Regions from separate parts of the Mus musculus genome. Here region 2 is linked to region 1. The links are chromatin contacts, found by Hi-C in ENCODE. All regions are on one chromosome and are shown on one strand. Each heading gives the region's core, a stretch centred on a gene start or an enhancer-like site at or near the end of the contact. The rest is flanking DNA. Distances are from core to core; before and after follow the strand shown. Region 1 has its middle 11 kb from the start of Gm2824. Region 2 holds the start of Ndufb4c (NADH:ubiquinone oxidoreductase subunit B4C).

Region 1 (5,907 bases), core at 3,158-5,657:
TGATTCATTTTTATATTCTCCCATTTATCATTTTACCAAATATACATTGAATTTCTTTAATTCTCTAGACCTTTTCCAGAACTAAGTCTCAGTAAGCAGAATTGTTCATGATGAAGATAGCAATAGGAAGTCAGAAACAATATATACCAAACTGAGGGGCAAGCACCCCTTTCCTCTATACAAATGGTACTGCGGCCAGGGACAAGGGTGCATCCATGCTCTTCACATCCAATCCATGGGGCATTGAAAGATGATTTCAGGGAGGACAGGGTGCTCGCCTTAGTACCAAGTACATGCTTATCAGCAAAGGAGAAAAGGAAAACTATTCTAAGTTGCACATGAATATATAACTAAGATCTGAAATAACAAAGGCCATCGATATTAGAGAAGAGAAGCTTCAGATATCAGATTAGAGAAGCTGAGGTCAGAGTGAGAACATCTAGTGAAAGAATTCTGACAGGAATGGAACTTGATCTGATTCTTATAAATCAGAGGACAAGAAGACCCTATCAAAAATGCACATTTGCCCTAGTTGATGACTTAATATGCAATGAATATTTTTATTGAATCATTTATGTATTCATAATCAACAGAAAAAAATTAAAGCAATTTTAGTTTTGAGGTAATCGCTCCAAGTATTTTCATGATTTACAGATTACATCAGGCTCCCTGTGACAAAGCTTCATTCTGATGGCAAGAAATGGCTCCTTGGCATAGTACCTGTTTTACAGAGACAGGAGAGACAGGTTGAAGAGAGAACAAGTTAGATATGGGTAAAGACAGAATGAGCCAGAGAATGAGAAGGAGCCAGAAAATTAGAACAGATTGCCAGAGTTAGTTTGGGGCCAAACAGAATAATTCAAGAGAGACTGAGAGAAGCCAGAAGTCAATGGACATTGCTCGCCAAAAGTTTACTGAAAAGCTGAAAGGAGAATCTCCTGATGTGATCCAGTTATACATGAAGACATGACCTGTCTAATAGAATGTTGCCCACTGAACAGAAAAGAGAGCTTTGTGAGACACGTTTTGCATAATATGAAATGAGAATTTGGCTAAATATGAAAAAAGTTAGAAGACAACAATTCCTTGAATTTTATTAGATATTGATTAGAGAATATTAGTCATCTTTTGTGGGGATGGTTTTTCAAGACGGGGTTTCTCTGTGTATTCCTGGCTGTCCTGGAACTCACTCTGTAGACCAGGCTGGCCTCAAACTCAGAAATCCATCTGCCTCTGCCTCCCAAGTGCTGGGATTAAAGGCATGTGCCACCACTGCCCGGCATTAGTCATCTTTTGATGGAGAAAATTTTTATAAAGTTCCAAAGGTATAAAATTACAAACTGCAGGGAAGGATATATTTCAAGCTTTAAATTGGACTTAGACATGATGTAAGCATAGTTACATATGGCATGCAAATGGAGATCATGCCAGTGGAGGCAAAAATAAGTGGGGATGTGTGAAGTTTGATCATGCATATGGAGAACATTAGCACAATGAACAAAAGGAAAATATCTGTACAGCAAATGGGCCATATTGTATAGCAGAGACTCCAGTGGAAGGAGCATGATATGAAAGAATTGATAGAGAACTTTCTAGGCAAGCATCTTTAGACTCTATATGAGTGTTATTTCTACTTCTGAGTGTTATTTCCACGTCATGATCGTGCACTTCTTTCTTTAAACAATCACTTCTCTCCTTCCTGTTCTAATAGTAAAATTGTGAGCAATGATTCTGTTCCTCTTTAGAAGAGTAGAAATACCTAAATGCTATTCCGAGACGTCATCTCCTCGCTGTGAATTACACCCTTTTGCAGTCTTCTGCCCATCCTCGTGTTAAGCTCTGACAGATGATTTTAGATGAAGCAATTTTTCACTACAGTAACTCCTTGTACTGTAAAGTTCTCTGAGATTTGACAGCGAAAAGAAATGAACTCTTCAAGACTACTTTCTGCACAAGAGTTGTGTGGTCTTAAAAATAATCTGTGCTGGGGCCATGTTAAAGCCCACAAATCCCTGTTGCCACCTGAGACTATGTTGGTGTCTATGATCAGGGCTGTCACAAGGGACCACATAGATGTCTGTGGTCTCTGCTGCCAGCCATAAGCCATGTTGATGTCTCTGATCCATGCTGTGGCCAAGGGCCTTGTTGATAGCTGAGGTCCATACTGCCACTCGGGACCATGGTGATATCCATCTTCCATAGTACAGCCGGAGACCATAATGACCTATGTGGTCTGTGTAGCCTCAGGAAACCATGTGGAATAGATCCATGATCTATACTGCCACTCTCTGTTATGAGCAAGGGAGCTTCTGTCGCAATGGTATTGATGACTCCAGACTCATAGTTGAAAATGAGAGACACTGAAAACTTCTGCCACAAAGGAAATGGTCTAGACAGAAAGCCATTGAAGAGAGGCCTTTTAAAAATGTGATAACGATGCCTTTCACAGTTGGTGGTTTCTGGCAGAGAAATGGAAAAGAACTCAGTTATCTTAAAGGGCTGGCCCCTGGGAGTTCAGTGACTATATAAGCAATACGGATTATGGTTGTATTTTGTTTTTTCTTAATTTTGGAGGGGAGGAGAAGGCACAAGGCTGGGAGGATGAACCTAGGAGAAATGGGAAGTGAGTATAATGGTGTGCATTGTGTGAAGTTCTCAAATAATCAATAAGAGGATATTGAAAAATAATAATCTGTGCTTTTCCTTTTGATCTTGCTACCACTTCTATCCTGGTAAATATTGTCTGCCCTCTCTTTCCACTGGTTTTGTTTTTTCTTCTTTTTCAGAATTTTCCATAAATGGAACCACACAGTAGCTACCCATCTAAGGATGATGTCTCATAATTACTGGAACTCACTTAAAATTTATCTCTCTTTTTGTATGTCTTGACAATAAATGACTTACATTGCTGTGTAGCCTGTATAATTTCCTTTTCACTCACCTTTTGTAGAAAATCTTCATTGTTTACCAATTTAGAAGGAATGCAAATACAAGCAAATACAAGGGCAGACTTCCATGAGGGTATACATTTCCAGGTTGGTTGTATGACTACCTAAAAACACAAGTATTTGGTTGGCCTATTTAATGTAGTATCATTTTTGAATCAATGATGAACAGGAGTTATACAATTATTGTTACCATGAATTGCTTTATTTTTTTCTTGTCACCTCAAAATAAATATTTTCAGAAAAAGCATAGCAAACCTAAAATGACATCCTCGCTTACTATAGAAAACAAGTCACAGGCTGGATTCTGTGAGAGAGAAGAGTATGGAGGGAAAGGTATTTAAGGTAAGAAAATAGAATGCAGACAAAAAAGTGAAGTTGCAGGCATGAATAGTGGATTTGAAGAAGTAGATATAAGGAAGGAAGGAATTAATTCAATGATTTGGTATTTAAATTTCAGAGTCAAAATAAATAATTCTCTGGGGAGGATGCTTTCTCAAAAGAAAAAGACCTTAACTGGGGATCTATTTTCAACTTATTGCTGCTTGGAGAGGGAGAGTTGGTTTTCTCCAGGGTTGCAACCTTGAGAGAATAGCTGTGCTCCAATAGGTGATCTAAGACCCATGTACATACTTGTATCACTAGTATCACTAGTATCATCACTAGGGGAGCTAAGGGAAAGTGATGTGCAGTTTATAGGAGGAGTTGGGAAAGTGGGAGTAGAGGGTGGATCTTATCGAAATACATACTATTCATGTATGAAATTCTCAAGAAAAAACAAATCAAATAAAATATTAGTGATTTCATTTTATATTTTATTAATCAGTTGTTTTGGAACTTTGTACATCATTTATACTCCTCCCTCTCACCCCCAAACACTTCTATGTTCCTTCCCACTCTCTCTCTCTCTCAAATTCAGAGCCTCTTCTTTTATTATTATTATTATTATTATTATTATTATTATTATTATTATTATTATTACACATGACCAAGCCCACTCAGTCAGTCAAGAGGTTCTTCAGCACAGGAGTGAGGATTTAAAAGAAAAAAGACAGACAACATTGTACCATGACTCCAGTTAATTCTCAGACTGAAGGCAAATTTAATTTTCCCAATCTGCTTTTTATACCATTTTAATTACATGCAAGTACTAAGGGCGAGCAGTACAATAAGGAACTAACAAGGCAGTGAGAAAAGTCCAGGATTACTGCCATGACAGTTGTGAAAAAGGGCTTGTCATAATGATCAAAATACTTAAGTCCACCTCCCAAACCAAGCCTAAAATCTTGCTTGAAGCCTACTTCTTTTGTTGCACCCTAAGATTAAAACTCCTGCCACCCTACTTCCCTATTATATAGTCTAAAGTTAGATTCTTGCCGAAACTTACTTCCTTCTCATGCCCTAATGCTAGATTCCTGCCTGAACTTACATCCCTGTCATGGTCAATGTCAGATTTCTTCCCGAAGTCCATTTCCTTGTCCTTGGCCAATGTCTGATTCCTGCCAAGCAGCACCCCAAAAAGGCTGTCCACATACACATGTACACATTTATACATAAATGCAGTCTGCCAAGTCCATTTAGTGTGAACTCCACTTAGTGTGAATCATATGTCTTTTTGTTTAGGGCTGACAACTTGAGATTAAATAACTTGTAAGGATTGGGAGGGCTTGTCCCTGAAGAAAGCTGAATCTCCCTCTCTCAGAAGCCATTCATTACCTATGGCCTTCATTTAGCAGTATACTAAATATATATGTATGTATATGTATGTATATATATTCACGCCTACATGTCATATGGTATTGTCATTTTGTTTGTCTTCTTTAAGCAACTGACTATGGGTAAGAATATGATGTATAGTATTATATATACATATATATCCATACATACTATGTGTGTGTGTGTATGTGTGTGTGTGTGTATGTGTTTAGACATCACAAAAAGAAAGGAGAAAAAGACAGACAAAAAGAAAGGTAGAGAGAAAAGCAGAAAGGAGAAAGAGAGAAAAAGAAAGAAAGAAAGAAAGAAAGAAAGAAAGAAAGAAAGAAAGAAAGAAAGAAAGAAGAGAGGGGGAGGGAGGGAAGGGAGGGAGGGAGGGAGGGAGGGAGGGAGGAAGGAAGGAAGGAAGGAAGGAAGGAAGGAAGGAAGGAAGGAAGGAAGGAAGGAAGGAAGGAAGGAAGGAAGAGGGGAGAAGTCTAACAGGACAGTCTACAAAGTGTGAACCTTGGAAACAAAGCAGAGATGAGGATGGAGTGATAAAGACACTCATTGAGATTGAGAAATCAATTCTGGAATCATTAGATGAATTCAGATTTCAATGTCCCTGAAAGTAAGCTTCAGAGTTCCTTTAATTGGCAATAAACTTCAATGAATATATTTCAGATCTCTGTCTTAACTCTGCGGATGCTTTTTCTGGGACTAAGTGATTCTGCTGCTCTCCCGCTCTCCTCACACTTCACCCACACTCATCTCTGGATGTAGGAACGTATCACCAAAGCTAGCAAAGCAAAGAAAAATGAAAAGGACCTGAACAGTTGCCTCATATCCTGATCCTTAATGCAGAAAGATGTTTAAAGTGTAATTGGCATGACTCCTGAGATGTTCCTTCTAGGAACATGTTAAAGGATGATACCTCTGTGTACAGTTACTGATGTAATAAACAACAATCTATAGAAAGGGGAAGGGAAAGGTCCTGCCCTTGCTATAACCACCGTATGCAGAGAAAGCAAGTATAAATAGCTTTCTGGGTCTCATCCCTTGCTACATAGAAGAATTCTCTTGGCTACTGAAAGAATAGTAAACTCAGTGCTCCAAGGTATGCTAATCATAAAACAGATAGTGACATTCCTCCACCTACCCGCTTCCTGTGTTCAAAGAGTGTTAATTCAAAGAAAGTCACCCTGACCATTACCAGAACCTGCAGTGCAAATGTGCTATTGTTAGGGGCTCTTAGAAACTGTCTTGA
Region 2 (6,123 bases), core at 1,714-4,213, about 49 Mb after region 1:
AGGGGACATTATAACCAACACCAATGAAATTCAGAGGATCATTAGGGACTACTTTAGAAGACATGGCTAAATTCCCAGAAACACGTGACCTGAACAAATTAAATCAAGAGGCCAGAAATAGCTCGGACAGATGTAGAATGAGCAGTACAGACAGACAACCTAACAAAGGAATCCCAGATCTCAGTGGGCCTTTAAAGGATTAACACCAGGACTTCTCAAATTGTCCCATTCCATGGAGAGGGAGAATTCTATCCTCATTCTACAAAGCCAGTATTATCCTGATGTCCAAGTTGGTTATCTTTCACACTGTTGTGACACAGAATCTGACAAAGAGAACTCAGTGGAAGCTTAGCTCAGGTTCAGTTTGAGAGGGGATAGTCTTCATGACAGATCTTGTGGGTGGATTCTTAACATCTTGATGTGTTAGAAAGCAGAGAGAACTTGAGATAGTGTAAGTCAAGTCTCTAATTTTCAAGGTCTGCTTTCCAGTGCCCCCTTTCTTTAACAAAGCCCCACCAGGTTACAAGTGTTCAAACACATGAACCTGTGAGGGGCACTTGACACTTAAAACAATACCTATGTCATATAAAAGCATGAACACACACACACACACACACACACACACACACACACACACACACACACACAGAGAGAGAGAGAGAGAGAGACAGAGACAGAGACAGAGACAGCGACAGAGACAGAGAGGCAAGAGGCAGAGAGAAAAACTTTCAGTAAAATACTATCAGATTGTCTGTGTCACAGTGCTCCATACCCAAATACCATTGGAAGAGAACTGGTCTCCCAGGAGTGTGGACAAGCCTGTGAGCACAGGTAAGACCACCACTTCTGCTCAAATTCCTGGCCCAAGAGGGACCAGCCCAGAGCCATTGGGACACAGGAACCAAGGAATAGCTGGAGACAGGATCTGTCCTGTTTCCACCTGCTCCTCAGAGCTGGCCCTGTGCTGAAGCTCTCCATACCCAAATTGCTCCCAGAGAGAACTGGTCTCCCAGGAGTACTGACACACAGGCTTGCAGGAGGGACAAACCACAGTAAGAGACAGCAAGACCAGCTAACACCAGAGATAACCAGATGGCGAGAGGCAAGGGCAAGAAAATAAGCAACAGAAACCAAGGCTACTTGGCATCATCAGAACCCAGTTCCCCCAGCACAGTGAGCCCTGGATACCACATCACACCAGAAAAGCAAGACTCTGATTTAAAATCACATCTCATGATGATGATAGAGGACTTTAAGAAGGACATAAATAACTCCCTTAAAGAAATACAAGAGAACACAGGTAAACAGCTCAAAGCCCTTAAAGAGAAAACACAAAAATCCCTTTAAACAATTACAGGAAAACACAACAAAGCAGGTGAAGGAATTGAACAAAACTTTTCAGGATCTAAAAATGGAAATAGAAACAATAAAGAAATCACATAGGGAGACAACCATGGAGATAGAAAACCTAGGAAAGAGATCAGGAGTCATAGATGCAAGCATCATAAACAGAATACAAGAGATAGAAGAGAGAATCTCAGGGGCAGAAGATACCATAGAAAACATTGATACAACAGTCAAAGAAAATGCAAAATGCAAAAAGCTCCTAACACAAAACACCCAGGAAATCCATGACACAATGAGAAGATCAAACCTAAGGACAATAGATTTAGAAGAGAATGAAGAGTCCCAACTTAAAGGGCCAGTAAATATCTTCAACAAAATTATAGGAGAAAACTTCCCTAACCTAAAAAAGGGATGCCCATGAGCATACAAGAGGCCTACAGAACTCCAAATAGATTGAACCAAAAAAGAAATTCCTACTGTCACATAATAGTCAAAACATCAAATACACAAAACAAAGAAAGAATATTAAAAGCAGTAAGGGAAAAAGGTCAAGTAACATATAAGGGCAGACCTATCAGAATTATACCAGACTTCTCACCAGAGACTATGAAAGTCAGAAGATCCTGAGCAAATGTTATACAGACCCTAAGAGAACAAAATGCCAACCCAGACTACTATACCCAGCAAAACTCTCAATTACCATAGATGGGGAAACCAAGATATTCTATGACAAAAACAAATTCACACAATATCTGTCCACAAATCCTGCCCTACAAAGGATAATAGATGGAAAACTCCAACACAAGGAGGGAAACTATACCCTTCAAAAAGCAAGAAAGTAATCTTTTTCCAACAAATTCAAAAGAAGATAGCTACACAAACGTAAAAATAACATCAAAAATAACACGAAGCAACAATCCCTATTCCTCAATACCTCTTAACATCAATGGATTTAATTCCCCAATAAAAAGACATACAATAACAGACTGGATACATAAAAAGGAACCAGCATTTTGCTGCATACAGGAAATGTACCTCAGTGTTAAAGACAGACACTACCTCAGAGTAAAGGGCTAGAAACAATTTTCCAAGCAAATAGTCCCAAGAAACAAGCTGAAGTAGCCATTCTTTTTTTTTTTTTTTAATTAATAGGAGATTTATTTATGCAAGAATAGTCATTCTTGCCAAACTTAGTAGGAGATGTTAAATTTTCTGTCCAGTTTTCCTTCCTGGATAAGTCTTTCCTTTCTGTCCCTGTCTGTTTTGAAAACATAATACCAGAAGATGAGGGGCCCAAACCCTGCCACAGCTCCTAAAAGTGAGTTCTTGGGAGTGGGCCTGAAATTAGGATAAATATTTGCTGATCTTGCATAGGTCCAGCGAATCAAGGCAGGATCCTCGATGTGCGACACGCGTTTGGGGTCGTTGTACTGAAGCAGATACTCCCGTTTAAGCCGGGCCCTTATGCTCAAGCGCTCGACCTGCGCCCTTCTGGTCTCCGGAGACACGTCATACTCGGCAGGGTCGAGGGTACTGGGGAGAGTGGCCAGGGGCGCAGGCTTATACTTGGAACCCGACATCTTGACTCCCGGCGCACATCTGCGCCTGCGCGGATATCTGAAGTAGCCATTCTAATATGAATAAAATCAACTTTCAATCAAAAGTTGTCAAAAAGGTTAAGGAAGGACACTTCATACTCATCAAAGGAAAAAATCTACCAAGAAGAACTCTCAATTCTGAACATCTATGTTCCAAATGCAAGGGCACCCACATTCATAAAAGAAACTTTACTAAAGCTCAAAGCACACATTGCACCTCACACAACAATAGTGGGAGACTTCAACACCCCACTCTCAGCAATGGACAGATCATGGTAACACAAACTGAACAGAGACACATTGAAACTAACAGAAGTTATGGATCAAATGGATTTAACAGATATCTATAGAAGATTTCATTTTAAAACAAAAGAATATACTTTCTTCTCAGCACCTCATGGTAATTACTCCAAAACTGACCATATATTTGGTCACAAAACAGGCCTCAACAGATACAAGAAGATTGAAATAATCCCATTCATCCTATCAGATCACCAGAGACTAAGGCTGGTCTTCAACAGTAACAAAAACAACAGAAAGCCCACATACACATGGAAGCTGAACAACGCTCTACTTAATGATAACTTGGTCAAGGAAGAAATAAAGAAATTAAAGACTTTTTAGAATTTAACGAAAACAAAGGCACAACATACCCAAACTTATGGGACACAATGAAAGCAGTGCTAAGAGGAAAACTCAGCTCTGTGTGCCTCCACAAAGAAACCAGAGAGAGCATACACTAGCATCTTGACAGCACACCTGAAAGCTCTAGAACAAAAAGAACCAAATACACCCAAGAGGAATAGACGGCAGGAAATAATCAAACTCAGGGCTGAAATCAACCAAGTAGAAACAAAAAGAACTATACAAAGAATCAACCATACCAGGATCTGGTTCTTTGAGAAAATCAACAACATAGATGAACCCTTAGCCAGACTAACCAGAGGGTACAGGGACAGTATCCAAATTAACAAAATCAAAAATGAAAAAATAGATAACAACAGAAACTGAGGAAATTCAAAAAGTCATCAGATCCTACTACAAAAGCCTATACTCAATACAACTTGAAAATCTGGATGAAATGGACAATTTTCTAGACAGATAGCAAATACCAAAGTTAAATCAGGATCAGATAAACCATCTAAACAGTCCCATAATCCCTAAAGAAATAGGAGCAGTCATTAAAAGTCTCCCAACCAAAAAAAGTCCAGGACCAGATATGTTTAGTGCAGAATTCTATCAGACCTTCAAAGAAGACCTAATACCAATACTCTTCAAATGATTCCACAAACTAGAAACAGAGGAACACTACCCAATTCATTCTATGAAGCCACAGTTACACTGAGAATTCTCCCTTGGAGATGGAACGGTTTATGTCTAATCAGTAACTTGTCACAATTTCCTCTCATAGAGGACTTCAGAAGAGATTTTTTTCTACTTCTATCATGTTTACTGTTCCATATAGATTTTAAAAACTGCTTGAGTGCATATTATTTTTAGCTTCAGAAGATATCATGTATATTTAAGAGGCATTTAACTATTATAAATTATTTTGATGACTTAAAAATGTCAATACTGAGTTCTATATTTAAAATCAATTTTATTAGTTTAATAAAAAAAGAAAAAAATACTATCAGACCAAATTCAAGAACACATTAATATCATTGTGGTGGTTTGAATGAGAATGGCCTTCATATTTTTATATATTTGAATGCTTGGTTCCCAGTTAGTGGACTGTTGGTGTACTGGCTGGTTTTGTGTGTCAACTTGTTACAAGGAGTTATCCCAGGCAAAGCCTCCCTTGAGGAAATGCCTCCAAGAGATCCAGCTGTAAGACATTTTCTCAATTAGTGATCAAGGGTGAAGGGCCCATTGTGGGTGATGCTATCCCTAGACTGGCAGTCTTGGGTTCTATAAGAAAGCAAGCTGAGCAAGCCAGGGGAAGCAAGCCAGTAAGTAACATCCTTCCATGGCCTCTGCATCAGCTCCTGCTTCCTGACCTGCTTGAGTTCCAGTCCTGACTTCCTTTGGTGTTGAACAGCAATGTGGAAATATAAGCTGAATAAATTCTTTCCTCCCCAGCTTGTTTCTATGTTTGTGCAGGAATAGAAACCCTGACTAAGACAGTTGGGAAGGATTAGAAGTGTGCCTTTGGGAGTTCCTGCTTCAACAATACTCCCAGCTTGGTGTGCTTCTTTTGAGCCGTTGATACTCGCCATCCCACTCAGCTCCAGAGAGACCCCAGCGGGACAGGGACCTCTCTCCTGGACCTGTTGAATTACAGGGATGGAAATGGAGAGGAGCCTGAGGAAAAGAAGGTCCAGCAACAGGACCAAATTGGGATCCAACTCAAGGGGAGGTCCCAAGGCCTGACACTATTACTGAGGCTGTGAAGGGATCACAAAAAGGGACCTAACAAGCAGCTGAAAGAGTCAGATACAGATACTTGCACCCAACCAATGGACAGAAGCAGCTGACCCCTGTGATTGAACTAGGAAAAGGCTGAAAGAAGATGAGGAGAAGGGTGATCCTGGAGGAGGACCAGCAGTCTCAATTAACCTGGACCCCTGGGGGCTCCTGCACTGGTGTCCATGTACCTACGTGCACAGAATGGAAGTCTTAAGAAAAAAGAGGAAGCAGTGCTGTGACAGCAGCCTGCCCACAGAGGCCAACTACATAAGCTACTCCACTTCCACTCCAACAGCTCAACAGATGCCCTAGCCTCTCAGCTTCTCAATGTGAACGCCTTCTGGAGGGAGAGCTCCTGTCATACTCATAATTCTACTCTTGGGATTTCTTCTAAAATTAAAATATGAATGACTTTTAATCAGTCTTGCATTTAATGAGTACTTTCTTAAAGCTTTTTTTAGCAATTATTTTAATTTTTAATTTATTTATTTTTGTGTATGGGTGTGTTGGTTGCATGTATACATGTACACCACACGTGTGTTGGATACCTGTGGAGTTCAGACAAGCTATTATCTCCCTTGAAACTGGAGTTAGGGACGGTTGTGAGCCACCATGTGGGTGCTACGAACCAAACTCAGGGCCTATGCAAGAACAACAAGTGCTCTCTACAACTGGGCCATTTCTTCAGCCTTAATAAGTATCTTAAACACACATCTGCATTCTGTCTATTGTGCTGAAGTAAAAAGACCAAAATCACACTTTAGTTCAC

Evidence for each region. A loop is a pair of places that touch in the nucleus more often than their neighbours do.
Region 2: a loop to region 1 is called in a map of T-helper 17 cell, with 108 times the contacts of the local background. The contact joins the promoter of Ndufb4c here to the enhancer-like site in region 1. A Hi-C loop is called at or near these places in 4 of 37 maps with a recorded cell type or tissue (T-helper 1 cell, T-helper 17 cell and regulatory T cell).

The regions. Positions count from the first base shown.
Region 1 is chr15:25,031,021-25,036,927 of GRCm38, forward strand. No RefSeq gene overlaps it. Among named protein-coding and RNA genes, the nearest start is that of Gm2824, 11 kb to the left of the region's middle. Within about 2 kb of position 4,408, at least 1 of the 3 ENCODE cell types and tissues checked has a DNase peak (open chromatin) inside an H3K27ac peak, as active enhancers do.
Region 2 is chr15:73,806,970-73,813,092 of GRCm38, forward strand. Ndufb4c (NADH:ubiquinone oxidoreductase subunit B4C) reads right to left here and starts at 2,964. Exons shown (of 1, transcript NM_001362047.1): 1 at 2,480-2,964. The coding sequence starts at 2,927. The coding sequence ends at 2,538. All of the region lies in intron 2 of Mroh5 (maestro heat-like repeat family member 5), which reads right to left.